Regions from separate parts of the Mus musculus genome. Here region 2 is linked to region 1. A link is a contact called in ENCODE Hi-C data. All regions are on one chromosome and are shown on one strand. The core of a region is the stretch at or near the end of the contact, and the rest is flanking DNA. Distances in the headings are between cores, read along the strand shown.

Region 1 (7,398 bases), core at 4,316-6,815:
GAAAGTATATTAAGCTGTGTAGAGACTTATGCAATAATCCTAAACTCTAAATGGTTTCAAGGCAATATGAAATCATAAATCTAGCTTTAAAAATCACATACCATTGTCACCATTGACATATTCTTAGGTCTAAAAGTTAGTTGTTCATTTTCTGTGTATTTAGTTTCTATTTTTAGTTTGGTTTGATTTTTTTCCTGAGACAGAATCTCACTCAAGCTTACCAAAATCCCTATGTCCTCCCAAGTGCCAGGATTACAAATGTGTACAGTGTTCCTCCTAAATTAGTTTAATTCTATTAATTCTTATATTTAACTCAGAAATTTATAAACAAGATGAGATGCAGAATTTAATGTAATTGCTGGTTCTATACATAAGATCATCTAATTCATGTAAGCAATCTAAGTATAGCAATGTTATAATGGGCACCCAAATTATATTTATGGAAAGAACTATACTCCAATGATTACTGTTCATTATTTTACTGGAAGAAAAAAAGATCTAGCTGGCATAAATATAACCAAACTAGTAAGTTAAAGTGCGCCCAGCAAGCTACAGGGGATCTTTAAGATACTGAACATTAACTGTGTTCCACCGATTTGGTGACTTCTCTAAACTGAACCACTATTCCGGTACATGTGCTGGCACAACCCCAACACTTGGGAGATGGAGGCAGGGGTCAAGAGATCAAGGCCATCCTCCTCTTACCGAAGTTGGAGGTCAGTCTGGGATAAGTGACCTCCACCTAAAAAACTATAACTATAACTAAAGTTTTTTTCTGATTTAAACAAATATGAGGCCCATGCTCTAAATGTCTGATTTTGTTTGTTTTTCAAGATAGGGTTTCTCTGTGTAGCCCTGGTTGTTCTGAAGCTCGTTTTGTAGACCAGGCTGGACTCAAACTCACAGAGATCCACCTGCCTCTGCCTCCTGAGTGCTAGGATTAAGGAGTGCGCCACCACTGCCAGGCTTAAATGTGTGATTTTTCAAATTTCTATAAATAAAGTACTTCTACATTCACTAACTAGCTACTTTATGACTTGGTTAACGGTACCAAACAAAATCAAGATGGTATGTTCTAGCATGTGCTGTGTTCTCTGATGTAAAGCATTTCATAGGTCTGAGACTTAAGACACAAACTTGTCATAGAAACATGCACTTACATTTTTAAGTTAATCAGAATATAAAGTCCAGCTGTTTTTCTTTGTACTTCATCATAAATAGAATTCAACCTTTGGTATAAATAAACCACTTAGGTGAATTTTTTTGGAACAATATCCCAGTCCTAACATAGTATGTTTCTATTTGAACTGGTCTTCCTCCATTTAAATGATACACAGACTACAATAACATGCAATACACAAAAATCTTTTAGATAAAACGCTTCTACTAAAGCTACTAACAAGCTTTCTGAGCGCCTTTTACTTGTGAACGCAGAGGAGGAAGTCATGAGGTAGCACAGGCAGATCACAGAGCCAAGGTGCAATGGTAAGGACATGTTCCAGGTGTATTTGGCTTCTTGAATATTTAAAACCGCATCATCCTTTAAATATCATAGTACTCAAGGGGGGGGGAATTAAAGCACTGGGGGGGAATTAAAGCACTGCGACAAAATATAATGGGAAATAAGTTGACAAAAATGATAACCAAAAATGATCAAGCAAAAACCAGAAAACATGGTAGGTATAAAACATGCAGCAATGCTTTTTAAATTGAGCACTCAGGTTTAAAAACTGAAACAATCGTAAGGTAAACAGTGCTACAGAAAACCTACACTGATTTTTCTTCGTAGCTTTAAAAGCACAGTGTCTTTGGTGACTGGAGAGTTGGCAGCCGTGGTGGTTTGAAAACAAATGGCCTCCATAGGCTCATATGTTTAAATGCTTGGAGCTCAATAAAACTGGGAAGGACTGGAAGATGTTGCCAGGCTGGAGTAGGCGCGGCCTTACTGGAGGGTGACCTTGTTGGGGATGTATCACTGGGGGTGGTGGGCTCTAAGGTTTCAAAAGACTCAGTCTGAGCTCCTGCACGTCCTCTCCCCATCTGCTTCCTGCCGTGATAATCATGGATTAACCCTCTAAAACTGTAAGCAAGTCCCAAGTTTAATACTTTCTTTCATAAGAGTTGCCTTGGTCATGGTGTCTCCACACATCAACAGAGCATTGACCAAGACAGCAGCTAAGTAAGAAAGGCAAGTTCTTCAGTAGCTAGAAAGGCTATCCCACATCCCGTGTTCTATCCCACATGCAGGGAGATGAACACTGATGCTCCACCAATAATATCAAATCTTTACCTCATTTAGGGACTCCTATGAACAATATAGATCACAACAGGAAAGTATCACTTGAAAAATCTAACTTATTCTGCACTAACAGTTTGTTTCTCTGGTCCCTTTTAAAAGATAAATCCAGGTTATACATTTTGTTTTGGAGACTTCACTCTGCAACTCTGGCTGGCCAGGGACTCAGATAATCTACCTACCTCTGCCTCCCAAGCGCTGAGACTAAAGGCCCGTGCCACCATGCCTGGCCATGGCGTGTATTTTTAATCCTAACGGTTTCATTCCTATAACCTAAGTCCATCAGAATCACCTACAAAGACTATGCTGTGCGCACAGTCTACAGTGTTCAGAGAACTAGAACCCATCGCTCTGAATGCAAGTGCAGAGCTTCTTTTTTTAAGAAATGATCTTAGTGGGCTGGAGAGATGGTTCAGTGGTTTAAGAGCACTGGCTGATCTTCCAGAGGTCCAAGGTTTGAGTCCCAGCATTCACATAGTAGTTCACAACCATCTGTAACTCCAGTTCCAGGGAATCTTAGCACATTCTTTTGGCCTCTGAGGGTACCAGGCAGTCATATTAAAAAGAAGAAAAACATTTTTTAAAGATTTATTTATTTTTATGTATATGAACACATTACCACTGTCTTCAGACACACCAAAACAAGGCATCTGATCCCATTACAGATGGCTGTGAGCTACCATGTGGTTGCTGGGAATTGAACTCAGAACATATATGGAAGAGCTGTCAGTGCTCTTAACTGCTGAGCCATCTCTCCAGTCCAAGAAGAAATTTTTTTTTAAAAAAAAGAAGAAAAACGGGCTGAGATGGCTCAGTGGGTTAGAGCACCCGACTGCTCTTCCGAAGGTCCAGAGTTCAAATCCCAGCAACCACATGGTGGCTCACAACCATCCGTAACAAGATCTGACTCCCTCTTCTGGAGTGAATGTACTTACATATAATAAATAAATAAATCTTTAAAAAAAAAAAAAAAGAAGAAAAACATCATCTTTTTTGTTTGTTTTTTGAGACCGGATGTCTCTGTGTAACAGAGACCTGGCTGTCCTGGACTCACTTTGCAGATCAGGTTGTTCTGGGACTCCCAGATACCCACCTGCCTATGCCTCCGAAGTGCTGGGAGTAAAGGTGTGTACCACTGCAACTGGCCCATCATTAATTCTTAAAGCTGGATTATCAATGAAGGAGTATATTTAAACTCTAAATTCCCTTTGGTTATAGGCTATAAAAACCTCACCAGGTTCAGACTGAAAATATGCTTAAAATGCAATCGAGTAGGCCAGGCATGGTAGTGTGTGTCTTTAATCCCAGCACTGCAGAAGCAATGGCAGGCGGATCTCTGTAAATTTGAAGCAAGCCTGGTCTACAAAGTGAGTCTAGGACAGTCAGACAGTCAGAGGTATATAAAGAAACAAAACAAAACAAAAAACCCAACCCTGCCCACCCCAAAACTATCAAACACAGTGGAACAGACCTGTAATCCCAGAGTCTAGAAGGCCAGAGGATCACGAGTTCAATGCCATCTCCAAACTACATAGCAAATCCCAAAAGTTCCAGGTAACAGCCTAGGGTCAAAACACACCACAAAAACAGAGGGAAGGAGAGGAAGACGGTAGTGGAGGGGTGGAAAGGAACATAAAGTTCAGAAATGAAAAAAAGTTGTGCACCAACTATATATGTAAAAAAAGAAATATTCGTCAAACCTCGAGGTAAAGAAGTCAACGGAGCAGCTACGATTACTGGGGTTGTTGCTGGGAAATGAGGAGGTCAGGCTGAACAAAGGCTCCTCTTCCCAGTTTGTGTAGGTGCAGGGGAGGACAGATAAATGTTCATAGGGGCTTCCCTGGCCAGGTTAATCCTGAAAGCCAACCAGAAGGGTCTTTCTCTGTGGCATCTAGGACTAACATGGCCAAGCTCCAAAGTCCTTTGCTAAAAATAGGTGAAGGGAGTGGCCCAATTTTGGAATATGGCAGTCTATGTTCTATTCTCTTATGTGTATATGAGGGAGAACTGTGCCAAGAGGAACCAATAATAAACGCGGTTATTTGTTCTGTACATATTTAATTATTAATACTGAATTTTAGACTGATCACGCACAAAATGACGAAAAGAAAATGATGGTTGCAATGATATGCTACAAACACCCCAAAAACCGGAAGGGAGGAAAAAAAAAGAATTATCCAAATTTGTACCTCTAGATATACCTTAGATCACAAAATTTGAGAAACAGGACATTAACCATTATAAAGTCTAACCCTTTTCACATTATAGATGATTTTAAACCTCCAGAAAATGTAAGATAAGATGTCTTAAATTTTAAAATGCTAAGATCATGATTTCTAAACCATGGTAGCAACACTAGAGAAAAAGAAGTTAAAAAGAACGTTCTAAGAAACAATGTCTGGCTTATAAGGAAAATGATATTACATTGGTGAATCTTGGCAGAAAACAGCAACACCACACCACATCACAGTCGTTTAAAAGTTTAGAAACCCGGAGTCCTCTAACTTTAAATCCATGCAGAGTGAAGAACATCCGCACTTTTGCCTCAGCTGTGCACATCCATTCTCGTGGGACAGAGGACTCAAAACAGACAGGACGAAGACCTGTCAATTCAGGAGATCTCACAAGCCCGCCAGCGAGTCCGCCACCTGTTCGCTGCTGCCCAGAGAGCCCAGCAAACTGAGGCAGTGCGAGGACCTGGGGACGCCTTTGTTGTTCTCTAACTGGGGAAGCGACCTCAAGTCTAACCTCGCGCCTCCAAGCTGGAGCAGTCGGCCAGGATCTGGACTCGGAGGAAGCCCTCTCGCTCTGAAAGGGCAGGCGCAACACTCTTGTCATCTACCAGTCCCTGGAGGGGGGAAGGGTCACAGGCGAGGAGGGCTGGGGGACAGAGCCGAACCCCAACGCTCCGGGTGGAAAAACAGTGGATCGGGAAGAAGTGCTGAGAGAAGGGGGAGGCAGAGACCCGGCGCCTAGGCGAGAAGGGGCGAGGCCAGAGCGACGCCCGGGAAAAGCTCGAGGGCAGACCGGCAGGCAGGGACGAGGGGGACGGTGACGGGACCCCCTACCCAGCACGACCAAGGAGGACCTCTTCAGCCGGGACCCCGAACGCTGCACCCGAGCCACCGCGCTCACACCCTGGCGGCGGCGGGGACTCACCAGACGGCTGCAGACACTGCCCAGCACGACATGGGACGATTACGGACCCACTCTGGAACCAACAGAGTGGCGGAAACCGCGGCGTTAGCGTGACCCGGATGCGCATCCCTAGCCACCGGAAGTAGATGCGGGACCGCCTAACAATCCACACCCCGTTCCGACAGAACCCAGAGGACCAGTCAATCGTCTCGGGGCGGGGCAAGGCTTAGGTCCCGCCCACCTCGCAGACCCAGTTGCGTGATTGACTCCCTGGATCTTACGCACGAGATGACTTTCCGAGGATGCTGGTGCTGCTAAATTGCCGCCGCCTTCGTGAAAAGTACTCCCGCCCTCCCCAAAACAAAGTCAGATCAGGCTGATCTCGAACTGGGGACCCTCCTCCTTCAGCCTAGGGCTTGTGCCTCCATGCCCAGCCACCGCTCTCATCTTTGAAAGTAAGTTCTAAAAAAAAAAAATGTGTGTGATTCCTACCGTAAAGGGACGACGAAGTTGAAAAATGTTGACTGCAATTGGTCGAGTTAGAAAGACTAGGAGAGGAAAAATGGATGGGAACTTTTGAAGACACTTGAAAGGCTAACTCAAAGTGAACATTTCTATCCGAAAATTTAGTTTATACCTAGTATTATATTACACTTGCAGCTGCCTTCATTTTGTGCAAATTGTTTTCAGGAACATTTTGTTGTTTTTGTTTTTGTTTTTGTTTTGGTGTGTGTGGGGGTGGTTTTTTGTTGTTGTTTTTCCAAGAAAAGTTTTTCTCTATGGACCTTGGCCTAGAATTCCCTCTAAAGATCAGACTGGGCTCGAAATCAAGAGATCCACCTTCTTAGCTCAGAAACATTTTTTAATGCTTCATTAATTCTAAAATACAACTCAAGTGTGGACGAGGAATGGAGTTGAAGACAGGCTTTGTATAGTTGTCAGTGTATTCAATTCCATTCATGTTTGAAGGGAAAGACCCTCAAGAAAAAAAGACCCAGGCTGGTGAGATGGCTCAGTGGGTAAGAGCACCGGACCGCTTTTCCGAAGGTCCAAAGTTCAAATCCCAGCAACCACATGGTGGCTCACAACCACCCGTAATGAGATCTGACTCCCTCTTCTGGAGTGTCTGAAGACAGCTACAGTGTACTTACATATAATAAATAAATAAATCTTTAAAAAAAAGAAAAAAAGACCCAGAATTACAAATATTAGATTAACCCACAAAGTTTAAAAAACAAAAACCTAGCTTTTCAATACAAATAAAAATAAAAGATTTTTATTAACTGCTTCTATTTCAACAATTTTCTAAGCAACTACTTTTTGGGGAGCGAGCATCTTAACTGCTCTTTCTCACACATCACACCTACTTAGCACAATCAGTAGATGCTGTCTTCAAAGTCTTTGCAGAATCGGACCATTTTCCACCTGTGTTGGTATGAACCACAGTCAGTATGTAATTCTGAGGGTCCCATTCATGTTTGCTACCCTATACTCAATACAGAAGAGAGCCTCCCGTGAAAGCCTTAATCAGATCGTGTGCTTCTTCCAATGGCTCTGTCTCAGTGTGAACACTAAAATCCTTACATCACCTACAGGACTCAGAAGACTTTACTCTTCGAGTAGAACTCTAACCTACTTTGTCCTACCTTCCTTCCACTTACAACAGACTGGCCTCTGCTGTTCTCCCAGCCTGCAGGCAGGCTCTGGTGCTGTCTGCTTTCTACTCCCTCTACCTAGAGTACTTTTCCCTGAGACAGCTCTTTCTTTCACCTTGTCACCCCCTTTACATCTTCGAATGAGCCTTCTCACTGAGACCGCCTCTGACGCCTCTGATGCTGTGCTAGAACAGGAGCGATTGTCTCCCTTGTACTTTCCTACCCCCTGATAATTGTTCTCATGACGTTTGTCCAATCAGTTTCTTGGGGGGTTGGCGTACGGTCTCCCCACCAGAATATAAGTTCTGC
Region 2 (7,085 bases), core at 3,130-5,629, 300 kb before region 1:
AGACACACACAGACACACACACACACACAGACACACAGACACAGACACACACACACAGACACACACACACAGGCACACACACACAGACACACACATACACAGAGACACACACAGACACAGACACACAGACGCACAGACACAGACACACAGACACACACACACAGACACAGACACACACACACACACAGACACAGACACACACACACAGAAACACACACACACAGACACACACACACAGACACAGACACACACACACACACACAGAGACACACACACACACAGACACACAGACACACAGACACACAGACACAGACACACACACACACACACAGAAACACACACACACAGACACACACACACAGACACACACACACAGAAACACACACACACAGACACACACACACACAGACACAGACACACACACAGACACACAGACACACACACACACACACAGAAACACACACACACAGACACACACACACAGACACAGACACACACACAGACACACAGACACACACACACACACAGAAACACACACACACAGACACACACACACAGACACAGACACACACACAGACACACAGACCCAGACACACACACACCTTTGTTTTTTTTTGAGACAGTCTTGATATGAAGTTAGGCTGGCCTGGTCTTGAACTCTGGATCCTCCTGCCTTAGCCTTCCAAGTACTGAGATTACAGGCATACATCACCGTGCCTGTGCTGTTGCCGTTAGATTTATCAGGTCTTTTTGACCTTTTCCTGCCTTGGTCTGGCTACTGAGATGTCGTCCCGTCGTCCCCCCCCCCAACACTCCCACTCCGCCCCAACACACACAAACATTAAATCCACCCAACCTAGCTTGGGAAGTGCTTTCCTTCCAGTTAACAATCAAGAGGTGTGTGGGCTCCTTTTCCTTTGACCCTGACTCTCTGTGAAGACAGGGGGTGTGTGTGGGGTGTTTGAGGGGTTGGGGGAGTTGGGGGGGACTTGCCAAGCCTCCTTCACAAAGTAGCTTGTTGTGTCTGTACACTCCCCCCTACACACACACACACACACACACACACACACACACACACACACACACACACGGCAGTTTGTATTCTCCATCTGATGACGTCGCCAAAATGTTTCTTCAGAGCCTGGAGTCCTGGCCTATCCACCTCTGCCTAAGCAGAGAGTGAGTAGCCAGAAACTGGTGGTATAGTACAGAGTCCCTGAGCTCCACCCCTCACCTGCGGACCCTGGGCAGGAGCACGCCTTAGTCTAACAGTCTAACAGAAGGACACCGCTGAAGGAGGAACCTCAGAGGAAGCTGTATCTCAGAACAAAAAGGGAGGGCGTCTGTAGGCAGGTGAGCTTTAGCGGACACTCCAGCACTCCGGGCAGAGAACAGGCCGTGCTCTGAGCCAGAAGCAAAATCAGCTGGGTTTGTTGGGGAGGTTGACTTGAAGGGAAGGTGAGGGTGGGGGCGTGTGGCTGAGGCGGGCCCCGACCGGGTCTTGCGAGCTTCTCATTGCCTGGGTGATTCACAGGACACAGTGTTTTCTCATCTAGGTCACTGGTGAGAGTGATAGAGAAAGTTCTGGGCTCCAGCTGGAAGAGGGAAGGCGAGGACGAAGGAGAGGGTCACGACCCCCTTGTTTGCCAGGTGCTGGGAGATAGTGTAGCCCAGAGGGTGCCGCTGCCACGGACTGGTCCCCTGGGGGACTGGGAAGCGAAATGTCTGAGAACCAATGGTCAGTTCGAAGCTTCTGACTTTCCGATGGATAAGCCAAGGCTCAGGGAGGGGCTTCTGGGAAGCGAATCTCCTTTCCTCCGTGTCTCCGTTCCAAATCAGAGACGATGTAAGAGATGATTCAGACAGAAACAGGGGTTCCTTGGCTTCACGCTTGCAGTAAAAAAAAATGCTATGCACCCTTGCCATTACCGTTATCATCACCGCTGCTGCTGCCGCCGCGGCAGCTACCGCCATAGCCACCACTCCCGCCACTGCCACATTCACCCCCATCACCACCTCCCCATCATGGAGATGATGCACATGCTGGCCAAATGTTCTACCTCTGAGCTATGTCCCATCCCTCATGCCATGTTCCTAACAGTGACTGATAGTGAAAGTTGCCGCTGTGGAAACCTCCCTTGCACGGTGCTGGAGAGTTCAAAAGAACAGCATCATTTCACAGCTTAATCCAATCTTCAGCCAAGGCCTCTCCATCTTCCCTTTCAGCCTTTTTGTTTTGAGACAGTGTCTTGCTATGCATCCCTGGCTGGCCTGGAGCCTACTGTGTAGATAAGGCTGGCCTTGAACTCAGAGACCCACTTGCTTCTGCTTCTAAGTGCTAGCGAGGATTGCAGGTGTGGGCTGCTATGCCCAGCTAAGCTGAGAATGGACACTCCCATTGACAGATGAGGACAGATGAGGCACCTAGTTTAAGTGGCTGGAAGACAGAGCTTCGGAATGGTACTCACGGAGTTTGAATGCAGCCCTTGGTACTGAGAACGTATCAAAGCCAAGCTATAAGGCTGATGCCTTCGAGTCCTAACCAAGGACCCTGAGCTGGGGTGTCACAGAAGGTAGGAACGTAAGAAGGGTCCCAAATGCCTGACCCTCTGACTCTCTGCTTCCATATACCCCAGAGAGCCAGGACCCCAAAGCACTGTCCTCTGGGCTCCCTGAGTTTCTTTTCTGCCTGAAGGGGAGCTAACAAAGCCAAAAGTATGAATGTTGGAAGAAAGGTGTGTGTGTGTCACCTACTTTGTGTCTAGAGCTAGGAGGTTGGACCCAATGATTTTGGAGCATCTCATAAAAGGAAAGGGACTTTCCCCCCAGATACTGTGCTGGTAGCCGTGAGACTTCACTGGCAAGTGATGACTCAGAATCGTCATTGCATGCATCTTGGTAAAAACATCGGAACTGACAGAGAAGGGATTCATTCCTGGGATCCTGGTTAACTCTGTGCCCCTCTTGGATGTAGTGACCCCCACCCTCCACCCCACTGCAGAAACATACCTGAGTCTCTATGGCAGGGATCACGAAGCTCTATCCCCCCACCAGCGTCTCATCGCGTGGCCCTAACCCGTCTGAAGCTGGGTCTCTGACCTGCAAGCCTCCCCATCCACTCCAAGAGGCAGAGAGTATAACAGCGATACCTTCTTTTGCCGCACGGTGGCGCCTCTCACGGACCTTCCTTCCAAAAGGAAGACCCGCGGCCTTCAGACCCTGTTGTTTCTCCTTCCGATTTGATGTGGGTTGGGGATGTTCTGATAAACTGAGACTAGAACCCTGCTTCGGGAGCCACGCCACATCCGTATCCTTTCTACAAGTTCTGCCCCCACCGGGTGGTCACACGTTCAGGTCGAATGGACCCAGTAATAGGTGTCTGTTAGCAGGGTCTGGTGGTTCACGCCTGTCATCTCTACACTTAGGAGACCGAGGAAGGAGGATTCCGGAACATCTTAGTGACTTCCAGGTCAGCATGGACTACAAAGTGAGACCTAATAATTAATTAATTAATTAATAATAATATAACAACAGTCGTCCTAGTAGTAGTAGTAATAGCATTAGTAAATAATGGCGGCTAGAGAGATCGTAAACTCAGTGGTTAAGAGTACTTATTGCTGCTATTGCACAGGACCTTAGGAAAGGTGTCTTAATCTCCCTTAAAATTGCGTTTATTTGGTTACTTTGTTTATTTGTTTATTTACTGGTCTGAAGGGGAGCACATGCCAAGGCACATGTATGTAAGTAAAAGGCCAGCTAGCAGCAGTAGCACACCTTTCGACCGTGTGTGCTCTGGGTATCGAACTCTCATGGTCAGGCTTCGCAGCAATCACCCTAACTGGCTGAGCCATGTTAGCCGGCCTTTTCCATTTTAGAGAGGTGGAGTGAAGTAGGGTTAAGGGCACAGGCAGCTGAAATGACAACTCTTAGCTAGATTTTGTGGCTCTCACAGCTTTACAGTCCATCTGCTGAAAGCCCTACCTTCGTATTAGTCACAGCCCAGGGCATGAAAGGAACCCAAGGATTCTGCCTCCTTAATACGCATGCATTCAGGCTCACAGGCAGGCGCCTTGGCAGAGGAGGGGGCAGCTTTGCACCCACACTTCCTGCCTCCTGGTTTTACCTTGGAGGAGAGAAGAAAAGCCGAGTTCCTGCCCGGAGCCTGAGCCTGCTGATAGATTGGAGCTGCAGCGAGAGAGCTCCTTTCTGGCTGGCTGAAGGCTGGCTTTTTATAATCATGTTGGATCCCCTCCACTCTGCCCCAGGCAGCCAATCCCCATCAGAGTTTCCATTTCCTGCACGATGCAGAGTTTTCTGGTCTCCTGTCTTCCAGCATCTGTGCCCTGCCTGCTGGCAGAAGATTGTAATTCAAGCCGGGGACCTTGGGAACAGCCAAGAGTATTGAAAGCCTGTCACGCCATGGTGGGAGCCACCGCCCTATTGGGCTTAGTGGAGCTGACCACCAGCTTCCCTTAGGGCACAAAGATCTTTCACAACCCAACCCAATTAACACTAAAAGCGTTTATTGGGCACTTGCTGCATGACAGGACCTGCACATGCTCAGAGCACTCTGTGTACATGAGGCCTTTCCAATTCCAAATGGTCTTACAAAGTGCCATAGGCTGTTTCTTTTCTTTTTTTTTTAAATTTATTATTTATTTGTTTTATGTATGTGGAGACACTGTTGTTGTCTTCAGACACACCAGAAGAAGACACAAGATCCCATGACAGATGGTTGTGAGCCACCATGTGGTTGCTGGGAATTGAATTTGGGACCTCTGGAAGAGCAGTCGGTGCTCTTAACCGCTGAGCCATCTCTCTAGCCCTCGTGGCAAGTACTTTTATCCACTGAGCTATGGCTCTGGTTCAGACAGAGCATTCCTGAAAGCCTTTGGGTGGTGCTACTTGCAGAAGCACTCTGGGTAATTTTTTGGTGAACATAGGAATTGCTGGAAATTAGAATTATTCCTGACCCCAAAGTAGAAAGGGTCTGATGTAGCCACCCTGCCACTGGGTGGATGGATGTTGCCTACGAGCAACATGGCCATTTTGGCCCCTACTGGCGGAAGGTTGGCCCTTTATTGGCGGTTGCTAGTTCAGCCCCCAGAAGAGAGAGCCTTAGCCGCTCAGCCCATTCAAAGCCCCATCACTGTCTCCATGGAGACTCTTACAAAGTCTACTGCAAAGGCAGGGGGCTGAGATGTAGAGGCTAGCTGACATCCATAGGTGGGAAGTGGCTGGGCACCTCCTCTGCACATGGACTCTGGTCAGTATTCATGTGCAACGGAGGGCCCAGTGCTTTGCACCCACTTCATGTACATGTGCCTACCCACGCTACTTTTCCCCAGCCTTTCAGTCCTGTTCATTCCATGCCCTTGACAAGACACGCATGTTGCTGGTAGGAGCTGGAGTATGCTTACTCCCACCCATCCGTCTCCATGCAGAGGATGGAGAAGTAGGCTTGTCGTGGTTACACGCCTGGAGGGACTCTCACAGTCTGTAATAGAATGATCTGTGTCCATCTGACTTGTGAATTGGATTCAACTCTTCCCCTCTTGTTATCAGTGGGTTGCCAGGAGCCCTCCTGGTAACCATTGGGGCAGGTCAAAGGTAAGCTGTCAAGACCACACTAGAGAGCCAGATCCTCCTGGCGTTTGATCTCACACCTTCTGGATCCAGCCGGCCCAGCTGTGGGTGCGCCGCTTCTGTCAGATGCTAGAATGCTGTAGTGCTGTCTGGTGAGATCTAGCTTGGATAATGTATCTATCTGGCATTGTAACCTTAGCGGTGCTCATAACTGCTAAGCCATCTCTCCAGCCCATGTGGAAACTACTTTTATCCATTGAGCTATCTCTCTGGATCTTATTATCCATTTCCATGAGAGTATCTCTCGTGGATCTTAGTCACTTCAGGGGCCCCGTGGCACATCAGCCTCTTTGTCCAGATGGATCACGGTGACCGTGGCTGAGCTCCAGAGTCCCAGGAGTCCTCACGGTGGACCTCCTACTGAGGCTGTCAGAGATTTCCTGCAGAGTTGTTGACTCCTACAGAGACCCCGAGAAAACTCCTACCAGCAGGATCTTATAATCCAATCTAATTGGCCTGTCTTGTGATCTGAACCCCTCTGGCTTGACTTGGGTACCCCTCATAATTGGCACCTACCAGGCCACTCGATCAAAGTGTAGGAGAAATATTTCTACATGGAAAAATTCTGTCTCCTGGGCTGGAGAGATGGTTTAGAGGTTAAGAACACATACTGCTCTTGCACAGAACCCAAGTTCAGTTCCCAGCATCCATATCAGGTGGCTCACAGCTGCAAGTCGCTTGACCTCCAGGGGATCTGATACCCTCTTCTGGTCTCAGTGAAGACCTACACTCACGCATGCATACGCTGTCTTCCCACAAATGCATATCATTCAAAATAAAATAAATTTTAAAAGATTCTGTCTTCAGCCAGGTGTGGGGTCCCATACCTTTAATTTGAGCACTTGGGAGGCAGAGGCAGGAGGATCTCTGTGAGTTCAAGATCAGCCTGGTCTACAGAGAGAATTCCAGGACAGCCAGGGCTATACTGAGAAACCCTGTCTCAAACAAACAACAAAACAAAAAAGTGCCACACCACCACCATCAACAACAAAAACCAAAACCAAAAGCAAGAGAAAACAAAACAAAACAAACAAACAAACAAACAAAACAAACAAACAACCACAAAGCTACCCTGAAACTGGAACAGTGATATTTCTACCAACTTTTGTTGGTGAGGGCAAGTCATAAGGCCAATCTAGACCCAAGGACAAGGAAAATAGACTACAAGTCTCCATTGTTGTGTATCTGTGTGTGTGTGTGTGTGTGTGTGTGTGTGTGTGTGCCAGAGCAAGTATGCTCATGTGTACTAGTGTGTATGGGTGTGCTTATCCTTATCATGGGTGGCACACGAGCACACATGGAGGTTAATGTTGGGATATCTCCTTTTTTCTGGAGGAGGAGGAGTGTGGTGAACTGAGGGTTGAATGTAGGGCTTCATACACGCTAACCAAGTACTGTACCAGTGAGCTACATCCTGCCCTAGAGGACATCTCTTGGGG

The links. Hi-C counts contacts between places; a loop is a spot of excess contacts on that map.
Region 2: a loop to region 1 is called in a map of v-Abl transformed pro-B cells, with 2.6 times the contacts of the local background. The contact joins the enhancer-like site here to the promoter of Eya3 in region 1. A Hi-C loop is called at or near these places in 1 of 37 maps with a recorded cell type or tissue (v-Abl transformed pro-B cells).

The regions. Positions count from the first base shown.
Region 1 is chr4:132,637,213-132,644,610 of GRCm38, reverse strand. Eya3 (EYA transcriptional coactivator and phosphatase 3) reads right to left here and starts at 5,565. Exons shown (of 17, transcript NM_210071.2): 1 at 5,456-5,565.
Region 2 is chr4:132,935,710-132,942,794 of GRCm38, reverse strand. No RefSeq gene overlaps it. Among named protein-coding and RNA genes, the nearest start is that of Fam76a, 17 kb to the right of the region's middle. Within about 2 kb of position 4,379, at least 1 of the 3 ENCODE cell types and tissues checked has a DNase peak (open chromatin) inside an H3K27ac peak, as active enhancers do.